2 separate regions of the Homo sapiens genome follow, and region 1 is linked to region 2. A link is an interaction called in ENCODE POLR2A ChIA-PET data of the cell type or tissue named here. Cell type or tissue: PC-9. All regions are shown on one strand.

Region 1 (5,000 bases), 370 kb after region 2:
TGGAGTGCAATGGAGCAATCTCATCCCATTGCAACTTCCGCCTCCCAGGTTCAAGCGATTCTCCTGCCTCAGCCTCCCAAGCAGCTGGGACTGCAGGCGTGCACCACCGTATCTGGCTAATTTTTGTATTTTACTAAAGACGAAGTTTCATCATGTGGCCCAGGCTGGTCTCAAACTCCTGAGCTCTGGCAATCCACTCGCCTCGGCCTCCAACAGTACTAGATTACAGGTGTGAGCCACCACACCTGGCCAACATCAGGTTTAAGTTGCAAGTGGATCCCAAAATGCAGCAGATCAGAAAGAAAGTACAAAACAATACAGCGTTTACTAAGAAAAAATCTGCCTTTGCCCACTTTGCTCTCAACTCCTATACTTGCACCTAGTTTTCACTTATCAATTATTTTGTTATTTTTCTTTTTTTAGGCAGGATCGCAATCCCGGCTCACTGCAACCTCCACCTCCCAGGTTCAAGCAATTCTGCTGCCTCAGTCTCCTGAGTAGCTGGGACCACAGGCATGTGCCATCACGTCCTGCTAATTTTTGTATTTTTAGTAGAGATGGGGTTTCACCATGTTGCCCAGGCTGGTCTTGTACCCTCCCTGAGGTCAAGTGATCCACCCACGTCAGCCTCTCAAAGTGTTGGGATTACAGGTGTGAGCCACCGTGCCTAGACTTCAACAATTATTTGTTACGCATTTTCACTATACCAGGCCCTTGCCAGGTGTTAGGGATACAGCAAAGAAACCCAAATGGTTCCTCACAGTTTTCAGTCTAGATGTAAAGATACTAAACCAATACACTAATTATGTGCAATAATGCACAATGGTAATATTGAGTAAAGATTGGGTTATTGGCCAAGCATGGTGGCTCATGCCTGTAATCCCAGCACTTTGGGAGGCCAAAGCAAGATCGCCTGAGGTCAGGAGTTCAAGACCAAGCCTGGCCAACATGGTGAAACCCTGTCTCTACAAAAATACAAAAATTAGCTGGACATGATGGTGGGTGCTTATAATCCCAGCTACTCGGGAGGCTGAGGCGGGAGAATCACTTGAACCTGAGAGGCGGAGGTTGCAGTGAGAAGAGATCATGCCATTACACTCCAGCCTGGGCAACAGAGTGAGACTCCTTCTCAAAAAAAAAAAAAAAAAAAAAGATGGAGTTATTTTGAGAGAAAGCAATATTGGCATCTAATTTAGATTGGAGGGGAGATCAGAGAGGACCTTTCTAAGAAAGTGACATTTTAACTGAGACCTGTAGCATGAGGAGAAGTTAGCCAGGCTGAAGAACAGAAAGGAAAAGCATTCCTTTACTTTTTTTTTTTTTTTTTGAGACAGAGTCTTGTGCCGTCACCCAGGCTGGAGTGCAATGGCACAATCTTGGCCCACTGCAACCTCTGCCTCCCGGGTTCAAGCTTCTCCTGCCTCAGCCTCCCGAGTAGCTGGGATTACAGGGGCACACCACCACACCCGGCTAACTTTTTGTACCTTTAGTAGAGACAGGGTTTTACCATGTTGGCCAGGCTGGTCTTGAACTCCTGACCTCGTGATCTCCCTGCCTTGGCTTCCCAAAGTGTTGGGATTACAAGCATAAGCCACCGCCCCAGGCCGGAGGAAAAGCATTCTAATAGAGGCATTAGAATGGACAAAGCCCTGGAGGTAGAGACATACCTTGGCCTTTTGAGCAAACGGGATAAGACCATGGAAGAGAGAATACACTAAACAAGGGCAGAAAGATCCAAGGTAAAACTGGGAGAGGGGCAGGGTAGGCTTTCCTAGGCTATGACAGGGCATTTGGATTTTTTTCCAGTATGGTGGAAAGTAATTGAAGTAACTTACATAACTGTTTGTTGTTGTCGTTGTTAATCACAATTAGCCATTCATTGAAAGTGGCTTGTTGTGGGGAGAAGCCAACATGGAAGCAGGAACACCCATTAGGAGGTGACTGCGGTAAATCAGGCCGGTTGGAGGAGTAGTGGCAGTAGAGATGGAGACAGGGAGAAGAACAATTTGATGATGCATCGTGGAGGTCGAAAAAACAAGTCAATAGTAGTGACTGCAGGAGAAGAAAAGGCAAGAATGGCCGGGCGTGGTGGCTCACGCCTGTAATCCTAGCACTTTGGGAGGCTGAGGCAGCCGGATCACGAGGTCAGGAGATCGAGACCATCCTGGCTAACACAGTGAAACCCCATCTCTACTAAAAATACAAAAAATTAGCCGGTGTGGTGGCAGACGCCTGTATTCCCAGCTACTCTGGAGGCTGAGGCAGGAGAATGGCATGAACCTGGGAGGTGGAGCCTGCAGTGAGCCCAGATCGCGCCACTGCACTCCAGCCTGGGTGACAGAGCGGGACTCTGTCTCAAAAAAAAAAAAAAAGAAGGAAAAGGCAAGAATGACTCTGAGGTTTTTGGTTTGAGCAAGTAGGTGAATGGTGAGGAGAGGAAGCCTGCAGGAGTAGCAGGTTTGAGCGTTCTGTGTTTAGTATCTGTGAGACAAGTCCGGGCACGATGGCTCACACCTGTAATCCCAGTACTTGGGGAGGCAGAGGTGGGTGGATCACTTGAGCCCAGGAGTTGGAAACCAGCCTGGGCAACCTGGTGAGACCTCCTCTCTACAAAAAATAAATAAGCTGGGCGTGGTGGCGTGTGCCTGTGGTCCCAGCTACTTGGGAGGCTGAGGTGGGAGGATTGCTTGAGCCCAGGGGGATCAAGCCTGCAGTGAGTCATAATTGTGCCACTGCACTCCAGCCTGAGTAGTGACAGAGCAAGATCCTGTCTCCAATTAAAAAAAAAAAAAAAGGAATCTGTGAGGCCAGGGGCGGTGGCTCACACCTATAATCCCAGCACTTTGGGAGGCTGAGGTGGGAGGATCACTGAGTTCAGGAGTTTGAGACCAGCCTGGCCAACATGGTGAAACCCCGTCTCTACTAAAAATGCAAAAATTAGCCAGGTACGGTGGCTCACGCTTGTAATCCCAGCACTTTGGGAGGCTGAGGCAGGCGGATCATGAGGTCAGGAGTTTGAGACCAGACTGGCCAACAGGGTGAAACCCTGTCTCTACTAAAAATACAAAAATTAGCTGGGCGTGGTGGCGGGCGCCTGTAATCCCAGATACTTGGGAGGCTGAGGCAGGAGAATCGTTTGAACCCAGGAGGCAGAGGTTGCAGTGAGCCGAGATCGCGCCACTGCACTCCAGCCTGGGTGACAGAGCTAGACACTGTCTCAAAAAAAGAAAAAGAAAAAAAAAAATAGCCAGACGTGGTGGCACGCGCCTGTAATCCCAGCTACACAGGAGACTGAGACAAGAGAATTGCGTGAACCCAGGAGGCAGAAGTTGCCCTGAGCTGAGATCACACAGCTGCACTCCAGCCTGGGTGACAGAGCAAGACTCCATCTCAAAAAAAAAAGCGGGGGGGTGGGGCCGGGCACAGTGGCTCACGCCTGTAATCCTAGCACTTTGGGAGGCCGAGGTGGGTGGATCACCTGAGGTGGGGAGTTCGAGACCAGCCTGATCAACACGGAGAAACCCCGTCTCTACTAAAAAAAAAAAAAAAAATACAAAATTAGCTGGGTGTGGTGGCACATGCCTGTAATCCCAGCTACTTGGGAGGCTGAGGCAGGAGAATTGCTTGAGCTTGAACCCAGGAGGCGGAGGTTGTGGTGAGCTGAGCTCACGCCATTGCACTCCAGCCTAGGCAACAAGAGCAAAACTCCATCTCAAAAAAAAAAAAAAAAGGAATCTGTGAGACATCAGGGTGGTTATGTCAATGTCAAGTAGATATTTATAAGTCTAGAGTTCAGAAGAGAAGTCTGAGCTGAAAATGTAAATACACTGAGAGTCATCAGTATATAGATAGCACTTAATATCAAGTTCTATGTACTGACATAGAAAGATATCCACAAGGCCAGGCACGGTGACTCACGCCTGCAATCCCAGCACTTTGGGAGGCCGAGGCGGGTGGATCACTTGAGTTCGAGAGTTCGAGACCCGCCTGACCAACATGGAGAAACCCTGCTTCTATTAAAAATACAAAATTAGCCAGGCGTGGTGGTGCATAGCTGTAATCCCAGCTACTCGGGAGGCTGAGGCAGGAGAATCGCTCAAACCCGGGAGGCGGAGGTTGTTGTGAGCTGAGATGGCACCATTGCACTCCAGCCTGGGCAACAAGAGTGAAACTCCATCTCAAAAGGAAAAAAAAAGATAACCAAAATACAATTTGAGGAATTAAAAAAGAGTAGGAGAACAGTGTGTTCAAAATTACTCCAAATATGGCAGAAATTATGTTCACATATATATGAAGTCTAAACAGAGAAAACATCTTGATCAATATAGGTGTCAAAGAGCAATGGCCATCTTTGAGGACTGGGTAGGCAACATAAATGGGGCAATTGTTTGTAGCCTCTGTACAGTTTTTGTTTTTTACAAGAAATTGCTTTTTACAATTTTTCTTTTTTTTTTTTTCTTTTTTTTTTTTGAGACTGAGTCTTGCTGGAATGCAGTGGTAAGATCTCAGCTCACTGCAACCTCTGCCTCCTGGGCTCAAGTAATCGTCCTATCTCAGCCTCCCTGGTAGCTGGGACCACAGACACACACAATCCTGCCTGGCTAATTTTTTATATTTTTAGTAGAGAAGAGGTTTTGCCATGTTGCCCAGGCTGGTCTCAAACTCCTGAGCTCAAGCAATCTGCCCGTTGGGATTACAGGCATGAGCTACCGTGTCCAGCCTATAGTTTTTGTTTGTCTGTTTGTTTTTTGAGACAGTCTAGCTCTGTCACCCAGGCTTGAGTGCGGTGGCATGATCTCAGCTCACTGCAACCTCAGCCTCCTGGTTTCAAGTGATTCTCGTGCCTCAACCTCCTGAGTAGCTGGGACTACAGGTGAGCACCAACACACCTGGCTTTTTGTATTTTTAGTAGAGACCAGGTTTCGCTATGTTGGCCACATGTTGGCTAGGCTGGTTTCGAACTCCTGATCTCAAGTGATTCACCTACCTTGGCCTCCCAA
Region 2 (5,000 bases):
TACTTCCTGATGGGGATGGGGCAAGGGTAAATCTCAGGACATGCCTGCTCCTGTTACAAGACTGCTGACAGTAACTTTTGGGTCACGAATATAACCCAAAGCAATAGGCCATTCTGTTGTGTAAGGTAGCTCTAAAAACTAGGCCCCTGGCTAGGCATGGTGGCTCACGCCTACAATCCCAGCACTTTGGTAGGCCGAGGTGGGTGGATCACTTGAGGACAGGAGTTCGAGATCAGCCTGGACAACATGGTGAAACCCTGTCTCTACCCAAAATACAAAAATTAGCCACACGTGGTGGCACACGCCTGTAGTCCTAGCTACTCGGGAAGCTGAGATAGGAGAATCGCTTGAACCTGGGAGGCAGAGGTTGTAGTGAGCTGAGATGGCACCATTGCACTCCAGCCTGGGCAACAGAGCAAGACTCCGTCTCAAAAAATAAATAAATAAAAAATAAAAATAAATAAAAACTAGGCCCATAATTACTATGGTTAGCAGGCAGGTAAGCGGTTGGCCCAGGTAGCACTTTGACAGACCAGGTGTGCTCACCCTGGAAACAGGGTTCTGGGCATCAGTTCATACAGTGAGTTGTCAGATTAGGAGAATGAGAAAAACAGATTTGGGTGGAGGTTAGAGGTGAAGTTAAAGGCTAACAGCAGGACAGGAACTTTGGGCTAAGCCTGGCTCTGAGCAGGCTCTGATGGTCTGGCATTGTTTTCTGGGGGCTCTTACTGCCTAGAAGCCCCTTGGAAGTGGCCATCCTACTCACTCCACTGTCTCCTTCTCTCCTCTTCATCCTCCTTAAGGCCTTTCAATGTCACTTCCTTCACAGCTGATCCAGGAGACCTGACATTTCCCCCGTCTTTTTTTTTGATACGGAGTCTCACGCTGTTGCCCAGGCTGGAGTGCAGTGGCATGATCTCGGCTCACTACAACCTCCACCTCCTAGGCTCAAGCGATTCTCCTGCCTCAGCCTCCCAAGTAGCTGGGATTACAGGCACCTGCCACCGCCCGGCTAATTTTTTTTTTTTGACCCCAGTCTTTTCTTCCTGCCCTCGGGTAGGGGGCAGGGCATGGACAATTGACTTCAGGGAGGCAGGTCCACCAGCAGCAGTACGTAGGCCCTTGCCTTCTCCAGGGATTCAAGGTCTCTGACTTTGGATGAGAGGAGGAACCCCCAAAAATTGGGGCTTGGCTATGATGGCAGTGGGTTCCTAACAGTCCTGTTCAGTCTCAGAGAGAGCATCTTCTCTAAGATTTGGGAGCATGGAGATGAGACAATAGAGCAGCAAGGAGAGGCAGGGCAAAGTTCAAAGAAGGCCCAGCACTTACCACCCCCGCCCCAAACCCATCACATTCATCGGTAAGAACATTGTTCCCCTGCATGTTGTGAGCAGGGTATGCTTCTGTTGTCCAGTCTTTCCAATGCATCATTTAGCTCCCTGAGAAGGGGAGAGCCTAGGGCTAAGATGGAATTCTGAAGCATTTCCTGTGGCCCCAGTGACCCTTCCCGACTCTTCTCCAGCCAGAGGCCTACCCAGCCAAGTATGTACCCTCCCACTCTCTTCTGACCCTAAACCCCTTCCCATTTTCCCTCCCCAACCCCCATAGCCTTCTTGTCTGGGCTCGCCTGTCTCAGAAGCTTGGCAGCCTGTGGAGGGGTAGGCAGAGGCACAAAGGAATGGGTGTTCTTCTCCCCAGTCCTCCCCCTCCCCTGGGCTCCAGGAGCTGAGGGTTTCCTTGTCTCATCTCTGGAGCAAGGCACCAAGCCCAGCCCTGCCTGGCCCCACTCCGGACATTCTTGGGAGTGTGTTTCCCTGGAAACTGGGTGGCTCGGGGGTGCATGTGCTATCTCTGTGTGTCTGTGTAACCGGAGTGTGTTTATGTAGCTCCGGATGTGTTTGTGACTCTGGGCTTACGAATCCTGTGTTTGTGTCTTTCCTTGTGTTTATCGATCAGTGTGTTCAAGTGGGCGGCAGGGGTGAACTCAGGACTGATGGTACCAAAATGTCTGTGTGTGTACTCCTATGTGTATATGAGACCCCACTAGTCATATGCCTATCTGTGAGCATATATACAAGACGATCATTTTCCCTACCTTGTTCCCCTAATCTGGCCTTGTAGACGGGACCCTCCTCTTTCAAAAACAAGGGCTACTCTGGGAATAACAAGGAGTGTGCTTTGGCCTTAGATGCATCATTCTGGGCACTGTGCCCAGCCATAGGCAACTTGGAGAGACACACTTCATGACAAGCAGAGATGGCAGTGACAGGCTCTTCCAGCAGGAATATGCCTGGGCCAGGGGAAAGGGGAGGCAGGCAGAAAACAGATGCCAACCTTTAGCACAGAGCTATGAACATAGGAGCATGAAGTGAGGGAGCCAGGAAGGTCCTGATTCCACCCCCTGTACCCAGGCATCTCGGCACATCCCACATTGCCCTCTTCTCTACAGAGCAAGGGGTGGAGCTGGGAATAGGACCAAGGGAATGAGGAGGAATCTCAATCTGGGTCTAGGCTGCCCCACCCTGGGACCACAGCGCCAGACCACATGAAAGATCTGGGAGGGAACCAAGCAGGGGAGGACCCAGAAAGCCACCAGCTCAGGGCCCAGGCTGTCTAGACAGTAGGTCCCCATCCACTCCTAGCATTTCCTCCGAGCCCTGGTCTCCAGTCTCCTTCATTCCCTAAGCCTCTCACTGGTGGGTAGGGGCTTGTGTGAGGGCCAGCAGAGGAGTGTGGCTGGGGAGCCGGATCTCTGGGTTATCCAGCTGCCTCTCTCTGGGATCTAGGACATTCAGCCTCTTTTTTTTCCCACCCAGTTATTCCATCTGTAAATTGGGAGTGAAGCCTTCAACCTTTTTCTGTTATGAGACTGATAACGATCTTGACTAATAAAGCTCAAAAGAAGGAGGGCAGAGCAAGGCTCCCAGCTTCCCACTTCTTTGTGTCTGCCTCCTGCCCTATTTCTCATTGGCGGGCATCCTCTGTGTCTGCCTAGGTCTATCCAGCTGGCCCTCACAGTTTCCAGACCGATGAATCACTCTTCCTGAGGAGATTTTTTTTAAAGCCTCCCTTCATTTTGCATTTGACCCTATATGGTTCTTCCTTTTTCCTCAGAAGGGAATAAGATACGTGTGCACATGTGAGCGTGTGCATGTGTATGCATATAGTTGGCAGCATGGGTGAGTGGGCTAGTGGGCTGTTTAGCAAGAATGGAAAACTTGCCTGATTATTCATCTAAGAGGTTGATTTTATTTCAGAGTTTCTCCAGGGACTAAGTGAAAGGAAAGCTATGCCTGGGTGAGTGTGTAACTAAAAGGAGTTGTCTGGGGGATGTGTGCATGAGAATAAAGGTGTGTGAGAGACAGTGTGTTTAATGAGGGTGTCTGTGTGACTCAGAGCATGCAGAGATGAAGTAGTGTCAGTGTGACTGAGCAAGTGTTGGTGTGTATCTGAGAGACACTGTGTCAGGCTGTGTGAGCTGCTGAGAGCATAAAACATTGTGTCCCGTAAGGCTCTGGTGTGCAGGGGCCAGGTCCCTGGAACAAGAGGAACTCTCTGGGGGACCTGGCTGGATGGTAGGTATTAATACCTGACTGGGCCGGGTGCAGTGGCTCACGCCTGTAATCCCAACACTTTGGGAGGCCGAGGCGGGCAGATCACCTGAGGTCGGGAGTTCGAGACCAGCCTGACCAACATGGAGAAACCCCATCTCTACTAAAAATACAAAATTTGCTGGGTGTGTGGTGGCGCATGCCTGTAGTCCCAGCTATGGGAGGCTGAGGCAGGAGAATCGCTTGAACCCCGGAGGCGGAGGTTGCAGTGAGCCGAGATCGCACCATTGCACTCCAGCCTGGGCAACAAGAATGAAACTCCATCTCAAAAAAACAGAACAAAACAAAACAAAACACCTGCCTGACTCAGAATCTCAGCCTGACTTTGCGGGCTCCAGATATCTGTTTCCCAAGTAGGATGGGTACCTTATTGGGGTCGGAGGGCTCTTTGCTGGGTCTAGCACAACTGGATGTTGTGGCTGGGGTGCGGGCTGGCTCCCAGGGGCCCAGGAAGTGGGCTGGCCGGAAAGGGCAGTGCCTTGGTCCACTCTGGGTCATGAGTTGAGCTATGGGGAGTGGGGCCGGAAGAGGAGGTGTTTAGGGTGGAGACAGGAGGTGGGCTGAGTGCTTGCATTGTACAGAGCACTGCTTTGGCCTGAACTCCCAGCCCAGGGTGACCTTGTTACAGTGGCAGCCTGAGGGCCAGAGCAGGACCCAGTGACCTAGCTGGATCCTGTAGAGCCCCTGCTCTTTTCCTCTCCCTCTCTCTCTCAGATATGGACCCATGGAATGTCAGAGTTGACTTTCTGTAGATAAGGAAGCCGAGGCCAGAGGGTGTGACTGGCCCAAGGTACTACAGCCAGTCAGGGCCGGCCAGCCCAGCTGCCACTGACCTCTTACCACAGGGGGCTGGGAATGAGACCTGTCCTTTGCTTGGCCTCACTCCTGCCTCCTGGCTCTTCACTCTGGCCTCTGTACTTACCTCTCACCTTTCCTTCACTCAGTCACCTCCCTTGAACCTTTCCTTCCCGCCCACTTTTCTTCCTGCCCTCGATGCAGGATCCCAAGCCGGCTCCCTTTCTGCATCCTCCCGCCCCGCCCTCTCCATCCAGCTCTCCACTCGTCTCCTCCATCACTTCCTCTTCCCCTCCTCCTCTCCTTTGTCCCTCCCTCCCTGGCTCCCTTCCCCCGCCGCTGGTGGCCGGCCCGCCCCTCCCCGGGCATTGGCGGCTGCTCGCTGCCTCGCTGCTCGCTCCGAGCCTAGAGCCGGCAGCTCGGGAGGTCGGCCCGCCCCCTCAAAGGCTCCGGGCGGGCCCGGGACCTGGAGGGCCCGAGCTAGCGGGGGCGAGCGGTCCGGAGGTCCGGTTTCGGCGGTGAGTCCTCAGCCCCGGGCCAGCCACAGTCCCCAAGCAGCCAAGCTTGGAGAAGCTCAGACTGGGAGGGGCGTCT

The links. ChIA-PET counts read pairs that join two places held together with the same protein. Peaks named below come from ENCODE experiments on the same cell type or tissue, not always from the same donor. Only the 100,000 strongest peaks of a DNase experiment are listed, where the experiment ranks them.
Region 1: POLR2A ChIA-PET joins it to region 2 with 12 read pairs; 10 of 35 experiments call an interaction of 5 or more read pairs at or near these places.

The regions. Positions count from the first base shown.
Region 1 is chr11:118,985,895-118,990,894 of GRCh38, forward strand. No RefSeq gene overlaps it. Among named protein-coding and RNA genes, the nearest start is that of CENATAC-DT, 9.6 kb to the right of the region's middle. In PC-9, no CTCF peak of the experiment used is centred here; a DNase peak (open chromatin) is centred at 2,607; H3K4me3 peaks cover 481 bases; H3K27ac peaks cover 1,430 bases.
Region 2 is chr11:118,616,615-118,621,614 of GRCh38, forward strand. The region is part of intron 4 of PHLDB1 (pleckstrin homology like domain family B member 1); the gene reads left to right. Among named protein-coding and RNA genes, the nearest start is that of PHLDB1, 12 kb to the left of the region's middle. RefSeq lists an enhancer at 1,424-1,939 and a silencer at 4,733-4,822. In PC-9, no CTCF peak of the experiment used is centred here; DNase peaks (open chromatin) are centred at 3,017, 3,397, 4,157 and 4,677; H3K4me3 peaks cover 1,938 bases; H3K27ac peaks cover 2,504 bases.